Regions from separate parts of the Homo sapiens genome. Here regions 2 and 3 are each linked to region 1. The links are chromatin contacts, found by Hi-C or POLR2A ChIA-PET in ENCODE. All regions are on one chromosome and are shown on one strand. The core of a region is the stretch at or near the end of the contact, and the rest is flanking DNA. Distances in the headings are between cores, read along the strand shown.

Region 1 (2,508 bases), core at 3-2,502:
GCGAGCCGAGATCGCGCCACTGCACTCCAGCCTGGGCGGGCGACAAAACGAGATTCCGTCTCAAAAAAACAACTTGTCTGCACCCCTGGTAATAACCTCTCACACCCTTCACAGTCATTTTACGCCCCTCCCCCCATTTTCTTTCTTTCTGTGTTCAAATTATAGTTGGAAGGAATAAAGCAGCTTCTTTCACGCCGACTTAACCTATTAGGAATACCATATAGTGTCTCCTATGGCAACCTCTATTTTGAGTCTAGATAAGAAATCCTCAAACATCTGGGTCTAAACTGTCGCGGGCATCAGCTATCTTCACGGATGGGAGGAAGGAACAATCAGACCCTTACCTGGTTCCTTCACTTAGGTACCATCTGGATGGGTTAAGGGAGGGAATGGGATGAGTACTCCGAAGTTGAGGTATTTGAGTTTCCATTGAGAAAAGGAAAACAATATACCCCAAAAGTCTTAGCAAAGTCCCACCAGACAATGAACAGAGCTACAAACAAGAAGGGCGGCGGACTAGAGGGTCCCACGCCGGCTTGGGAGAATGGGAAGCGGGAGCAAGAACTGGGCGTTACGGTAAGGAGGAGGAAAAGAAACTGGCCAGACGCAGCAGGGCAAGAATAAGGGGTGGGGACGCGAGGCAGAACCAGCCTTCGTCCCGGGGCCGGCTACCGGCAGGAAGGAGCCCGAGGCGGCGGATGCCTCCCGGGGGACTCTGGGGGAGGAGGCGGGCAGAGGTGAGCCCGAGGGCGGATGGCATCCGCCGCCTCCTTACCTTCGGGCATCTCGCGGTCGCTGATGTGCTGCAGGTGGTGGCCCTCGCCCTCTCCGAAATCCAACTCGGCAGGCTCCACCACAGCGGGCGCTACCGCCACCGCGTCCCCGGACACCGCCTCGTAGATGTCGGACGCGCAGTACAGCTCCGCCGACCCCGCGCGCCGGCCCAGCTTGGGGCTGGCATTGGGGGACACGCAACAGGTCAGCGTGTTCCCCATGGGAAGCCTCCGCTCCTCTCTGCCACCGCCTTCGCTCGCCCCCTACTCCGCCGCCCTCAACAGCCGCCCCCTCCCCCAACAATGGCGCGGCCGGCACCGGCAGCCCCGGGCTACGCTGGGGCTGCACCGCGCAAGCAGACGCCGCCTCGCCCGCGGTTCGCCCGCCCGCCCCGCGGCCCGGCCCCGGGCAGGGCTCGGGCCTCGGCCGCACCCCCACCGCCGCGCTGCCGCCGCCTCCCTTAAGCTGACTCGTCTGCGAGGGCGGTGACCAGCCCGGCTTATTTAAAAGGGGTGGGGAACCCAACAAGCGCTGTGAAGCACAGCCACTGCCGGGAGAGAGCGCGGCTGGAGCTCCTCCTCCTTCCGCCGCCGCCTACCGACTGAAGGCCGCTGGCCCTGGCCGGTGCCTGCCAACCGGAACGCGACCTGCGGTCACCTGGTTAGGAGGAACCAATCATGGTCAGAGTTCCCCCTCCGGCGCCCGCCTCGAAGCCAGGCACGTGACCTGCTGCCCCGCCCCCGCCTGGCAGCTGCCCAGCCCCTCACGCCGCTATCCCAGACTCGGGTTTTCATTCATCGCTGGCTGCTGGGAGCTTTCCGGTCCTACTGGAAGCGCACGGGCATTTGTAACTGGAAGCTGTGTCAATGATCTCTGTAGAAAGCCGTTATTAGTAAAGAGTTCGCTCCATTAGCAACTCTTCTTCCGAGTCTGACAGCTTTCGTTTGCTCACTAAACTTGGTTACACCCAAATTGTTAACTGTTTTTGTAACTCAGTGCTCCGCTCCTGTCTTCCAATGAGCGTTAGTTTTCACCTGCAACGTGATCATAGCAACCCTGGGGCCCTGGTCCTACTCTCCATAAAGAGTTGTGGCTGTGGGTCTTGAATGAGACTCGAGGACACGTCACCCTTCCACTTCCTCATCCATAAAATAGGGACCTAACTCGTCCCTGCCAACTCTGAAATGCTGGGACTCGCCAACTCCCTTTTCTTGCCTGTTTCTCTCCTCTAGGCAGGGACTTCCAGGTTTCTCTTCTTGTACTAAAAACAGCACAGAAAGCACGATTTTCTCACGCAAAACTGAGAACCATGCAGTGGGGCACCACAGTCTTGATTCCATGAAGATGAATAGTTACCATTTGGCAAGCACTATGTGCCAGACAGTGTTCCAACTGTGGTATATTTATTTAACCCTTAAAAACAATCCCGGCCGGGCGCGGTGGCTCATGCCTGTAATCCCAACACTTTGGGAGGCCGAGGCGGGCGGATCACCAGGTCAGGAGATCCAGACCATCCTGGCTAACACGGTGAAATCCCGTCTCTACTAAAAATACAAAAAATTAGCCGGGCATGGTGGCACGCGCCCGTATTCCCAGCTACTCGGGAGGCTGAGGCAGGAGAATCACTTGAACCCGGGAGGCAGAGGTTGCCGTAAGCCGAGATCGCGCCATTGCACTCCAGCCTGGGCGACCTAGGCTCCGTTTCAAAAAAATAAAACATAAAAATAAAAATAA
Region 2 (2,508 bases), core at 6-2,505, 1.8 Mb before region 1:
TTTGGATCTCCTGAAGAAATATGCCCAGAGAAATTACAGGGATTTTGAAAAGTTAAAAACAAAGCCAGGAGGCAATCTATGTCTTCTCACTGGTTCTCAAACTTCAGCATCAGAATTACTTGGAAGACTTGACAAAACGCAGGTTACCGAGCTGCAGCCACACATTTCTGATTCACTAGGTCTGGGGTGGAGCCCAAAGATTTACATTTCTAACAAGTACCCATGTGATGCTGATGGTGCTGGTTCAGGGGACACTCTGAGAACCACTGTCCTTCATGAAGGAAGGGCATAAAGAAGCCAAATCAGGAGCTCAGCTCTCACCTCTAAGAGGGCACAGCCACACATGGTGTCACACTAAGCACCTGAGAAAGATCCATAAGAGATGGTTCCTTAATCAAGTATGTAACCTCATTGTTGTGAAGAAAGCTGCTAGTGGGATGGGAATTGTGGGATGTGGTGAGAAAGAAGAGAGGCGGAGTACACGGCTGCGAGGGGAAGACCAGACAACAGTAGGCATCGGTGTATGCGTGAAAATAGTGACTAAATTCATATTCATTGAACAGATATTATTGAGCAACTATGATGTGCCAAAAACTTGGCTAGATGTTAGGGACTCATCAGTGATCAAAACAGAAAATGTTCCTGCTCTATGAACATTCTAGTTAGGTGAAACAATAATTAATTGTACAAAAAAATATATCAGATATATCAGTAATATAGAAATGCTATGGAGAAAAATACAGGGTAGAGTAAGTGAGGATTAAGTGTTCTTTTTTATTTCTACACAGGGTGATACAGGAACGATGTCCACCAGATATCACACTAAGAACTGCCACAAGAAAATGAGACAATTCTAATGTGTAACTTTGCAATCACTTTTCTCCCAGATGCCAGGATTAGTATAAAGAGCTCCAGATAGTGAGGGTGCAGAATTCATAAAAGTCCATCTGCCTGGAGCTCTGTCCTATTCATATATTCACAAGTCTCCTGGTTTAATTAAGTAAATCTGGGAGAGAAGAAAAAGTATTTGTTGGTTTTGTAGTCAGTCAGCTTTACAGATTCCCCACTATATTCCATCATAGATCTGCCATGGATGATCAAGCTTAGGAAAGACATTTGTACATCTTATATCTCAGGTATGAAATGAAACTTTTCTAACACATGACCATCATCAGAAAACAGGGATGCCGTTAGATTTAGTTACAGTTCTTATTATAGCAGCACTTCCTTCTTTCACTTTCAGGGTGGCAAAAAATAGGACTTAGGTCAGCTAATACTTCTGCAAGGATCTAGTATGAAGATAATCTAGTTAGAAGACACTGTTTGGTTAGTTTTCAATGATCCAAGGAAAGATTTGCCCCAGGGAGAATCCTTGCTCTTTTAAATTTATAAATGCATATATCCTAAGCAAATACTCACGTATTTTACCCAAATAAATCTAGAGTGCTCTTTAAAAAAAAAAGAAAGAAAAAAATAAAGAAACAAACCAAAAAACGAAAGCCTGAGAAAGGTCTCTCAGCCTCCCCCTTCTGTATTTCTCTCTATGTACTCACATGTGGATATTAATTTTATATTCTTTAAATTGGATTTCCCTCCACTTCCAGAATTCTCAGGCACTCAGACATTTAGTGAAATATGCTATTTGCTTTTGTATATTATTACTATTTAAACTCTTAATTTTCTGCATTTTCATGAGGTCACTTCCTAGACTCCTAGTTTCCTCTTTTAAACCACAGCTGCCTCAAGCTGACTATGCTCAAAAGAATAGGACTTATGAAAAAAGTAGGCATTGCTAATCCACTGCTAGTTGAAAATACTTTCTGAATTATCAGACCTTCTGTAAAAAGCCCATGATATGCTTCATTATGTAAACAAACCTCCTCTGTGTTGCTTTTTAAGCTTGAAAATATCAAAATCATGACATAACATGAGAAGAATTCCATTTTGACAAAATGAAAAACACAAAAATTCTTCTACCCAGAAAAAAAAGAAACAGAATGTAATGGGGGAAAATAAATGCAAAAATAGAATTGGCTAGAAACCAGCAACCACAAGAAAAGAAATATGACAGGAAATGGAACTAATCAGTTACTATAGTGAAGAGTTTTTTCCCCAGACTTTCTTAGGAGAAAAAGAGAAATTCTAAAGAAATGTAGAAACTAAGAGTTTGGACAAAGTTATTTATATAATCTTGAACTATACAAAATTCCCTGAGAATGTATATGTTTTTTGAAAGGACAATGGAGTTTTTATTTAGCGGAATTTTGAAAGTTTATCTTCTTTGGGATTCTTTTGGTAAAGCTTTAGTTAGAAGGGTTGGAACTTTTGAGGAGTAATTTCTATATAACTACACTATGATATCTTTTTCCAGAGGCAGAATTATCTTCCTTTCTAATTCAAGGCCACTCGAAGGCTTAGTCCATGCAGGAATGGGCTTGCTTTGTCAGAACCCTCTTCAGCTCAGCAACAGACATTGCCAACAGATTAGCCTTCCGTGAATAACAATTC
Region 3 (2,508 bases), core at 3-2,502, 1.5 Mb after region 1:
TGCTACAATCATTTTTTTCTCTCTGTTTTTAATACATTTCTGAGGAAATCTCAAAATGCCACTTATATACAATGTTTGGGATATTATAATCCCTCCTACAAGATAAGCTGTTTTCAGTGTGTGCCGAAATTCAGCCCTTCCCATCCAACCTCCAAAAATCCAAAAGGAAGACCACGGAGAAACACTGTATTTATATATGAAGTATCATTCCAGAGCAAGGAGCCCCTCCCAGACAAGAAAGGAAGAACCATTTCATTTTACTATCTTCTAAAATTTTCCCAGCTTCTTTAGTGCATATAAAGAACCATAAATAAGTATGCATGTATATGTGTGTTAATAATGATAAAATCATTCCAGAGGTAGATGATTTTACTTTGTATAATGTTAAAGAAATGAAAGTCTCATTGGGGCAGAATGACAGATAGAAAGGCCATGTTTAATGTTATCAATATAGTTGGGTGATAGAATAAATAATTTATATCAACATGACATTTTCCATATGGTAACCAAAAATTTATTTGACTAAGCTTTTATCTCCTGAACTTGCTGGCGGCTTTGGAATTAAAGAGAAAATCAGCCGGGCACGGTGGCTCACTCCTGTAATCCCAGCACTTTGGGAGGCCAAGGGTGGGGGTGTGGATCACAAGGTCAGGAGTTCAAGACCAGCCTGGCCAAGATGGTGAAACCCTGTCTCTACTAAAAAATACAAAAATTAGCTGGGCGTGGTGGTGGGCGCCTGTAATCCCAGCTACTTGGGAGGCTGAGGCAGGAGAATGGCTTGAACCCGGGAGGCGGAGGTTGTACTGAGCCGAGATTGCACCATTGAGCTTTAGCCTGGGCAACAGAGCAAGACTCTGTCTCAAAAAAAAAAAAAAAAAAAAAAAGAGAGAGAAAATCGCCAGCTCTTCTAAAGGGTAAGTGGTATTTTTAGATGTTACTTCCCTAAATGAACTCTTCCCTGCCTCTACAAACCTATGCCCCAGCCTAAATCAGGGCCCCTGCTCTAAACTTCTCACTTAGAGCAACTATTATTATGTATGGGGAGGCTTATTTCATGAATGTCTGTCTCTGCCACCAGCCTGTGGTTTTGCTTACCTTCATACTCCCAGAGCCTAGCACAGTGCCTGGCAAACAGTAAGGCTCAATAGTATTTATTGAAGGAAAGACTATTCAGTAAGTTTGGATAAAGGCATTCATGTGCCTGGGCATCTTGGCAATAACTACTTTGTGTGAGAACACAAACGTGAACTGGAGAAAAGAATTTAAGTCTTAATTATCATCAAATCTGTTAAATCTATTAGTTCCTGTTTCAGTTCCTCTTTTCTTTTTTTTTTTTTTTTTTTTGAGATGGAGTCTCACTCTGTCACCCAGGCTGGAGTGCAGTGGCGCGATCTCGGCTCACTGCAAGCTCTGCCTCCTGGGTTCATGCCATTCTCCTGTCTCAGCCTCCCGAGTAGCTGGGAGTACAGGCACCTGCCAACTGCCCGCCACCACGCCTGGCTAATTTTTTTGTATTTTTAGTAGAGACGGGGTTTCACTGTGTTAGCCAGGATGGTCTCGATCCCCTGATCTCATGATTCACCTGCCTCGGCCTCCCAAAATGCTGGGATTACAGGCCTGAGCCGGATTACAGGCCTGAGCCACAGCGCCCAGCCCTTTTTTTTTTTTTTTTTTTTTTTAATCAAAAGCGTTAAAAGAATGTTGAGTACCTAGAAAAGCCAGCCCCACTCCTGAGAGGTATGTTCAATCTGTTCAGTCACTTCCTTAGACCAGCACTTTTGATTGATAACAGGTCTCATTTCCAGGGAAAGATGATGAGATTTTTCTCTAAACTACTACGAGGAGTTCACTATAGTTCACTAGAAACCATTGTCACTGTCATGTGTTGCTTATCATTAAAACCAGTTGACCTAACTCCACTCAAAGGAAGCAAGTACCAACCACATCTAATTATGTAAATAGCACTTAACACATACAGTAATACTCAGCATTTCCTGAGTACTTGTTAAGTACAGTACAATGCTAAGCAACTTCATGTGCATTGTCACATTTAACTCTCACAAGAATCCTGGGAGGTACTGTTATTATTTCCACAAGGCTAAAAGAGCTTTGGCCCTTAGCAAAAGTGGTGAAGACCAGACTAAACATCTGGGTTTGTCTGACCTCAGGGCCTTCCTTCTTAACCCCTGTACACACAGTCTCTCTGCGTAATCATCTTTTAAGGTGTTCATCTCCCTTACTAAACTGAGAAAGTCAAGGGCAAGACATATATTTTACTCATCCTTGTATCTCAGCTAGGAGCAGAGTGCTGGAAACATAATAGGTGCTCAGTGAATGTCTAGTGAATGAGGAAGGAAGTGCTTTCTCAATCATCAAAATGATGCTATGTTTAGTAGGGTTTTAATGTTAAATATACTGAACTATACTATGTATAGAAATAAAATATGAAATAAGACAAATTGTATGTAATAAGTCAAATATTACATATATAAATATATATAGCTCTTC

The links. Hi-C counts contacts between places; a loop is a spot of excess contacts on that map. ChIA-PET counts read pairs that join two places held with the same protein, here RNA polymerase II (POLR2A). Pooled maps may share reads with other maps.
Region 2: a map of ascending aorta shows a loop between it and region 1 (11-fold over the local background). The contact joins the enhancer-like site here to the promoter of CCNYL1 in region 1. A Hi-C loop is called at or near these places in 1 of 168 maps with a recorded cell type or tissue (ascending aorta), 1 of 37 single-sample maps with no recorded cell type and 1 of 50 pooled maps. POLR2A ChIA-PET finds 5 or more read pairs at or near these places in 1 of 52 experiments (B cell).
Region 3: a pooled map shows a loop between it and region 1 (5-fold over the local background). The contact joins the enhancer-like site here to the promoter of CCNYL1 in region 1. A Hi-C loop is called at or near these places in 1 of 50 pooled maps. POLR2A ChIA-PET finds 5 or more read pairs at or near these places in 3 of 52 experiments (GM12878, OCI-LY7 and activated naive CD4-positive, alpha-beta T cell).

What each region holds. Positions count from the first base shown.
Region 1 is chr2:207,710,384-207,712,891 of GRCh38, reverse strand. CCNYL1 (cyclin Y like 1) reads right to left here and starts at 1,252. Exons shown (of 10, transcript NM_001330218.2): 1 at 776-1,252. The coding sequence starts at 995. RefSeq lists silencers at 429-588, 601-710, 1,131-1,580 and enhancers at 452-1,448, 1,801-1,850, 1,861-2,060.
Region 2 is chr2:209,525,463-209,527,970 of GRCh38, reverse strand. The region is part of intron 2 of MAP2 (microtubule associated protein 2); the gene reads right to left. Among named protein-coding and RNA genes, the nearest start is that of MAP2, 100 kb to the right of the region's middle. Within about 2 kb of position 1,255, at least 5 of the 41 ENCODE cell types and tissues checked have a DNase peak (open chromatin) inside an H3K27ac peak, as active enhancers do; they include B cell, where a contact is called at or near this core.
Region 3 is chr2:206,244,820-206,247,327 of GRCh38, reverse strand. The region is part of intron 2 of CMKLR2-AS (CMKLR2 antisense RNA); the gene reads right to left. Among named protein-coding and RNA genes, the nearest start is that of ZDBF2, 29 kb to the left of the region's middle. Within about 2 kb of position 1,252, at least 3 of the 41 ENCODE cell types and tissues checked have a DNase peak (open chromatin) inside an H3K27ac peak, as active enhancers do; they include OCI-LY7, where a contact is called at or near this core.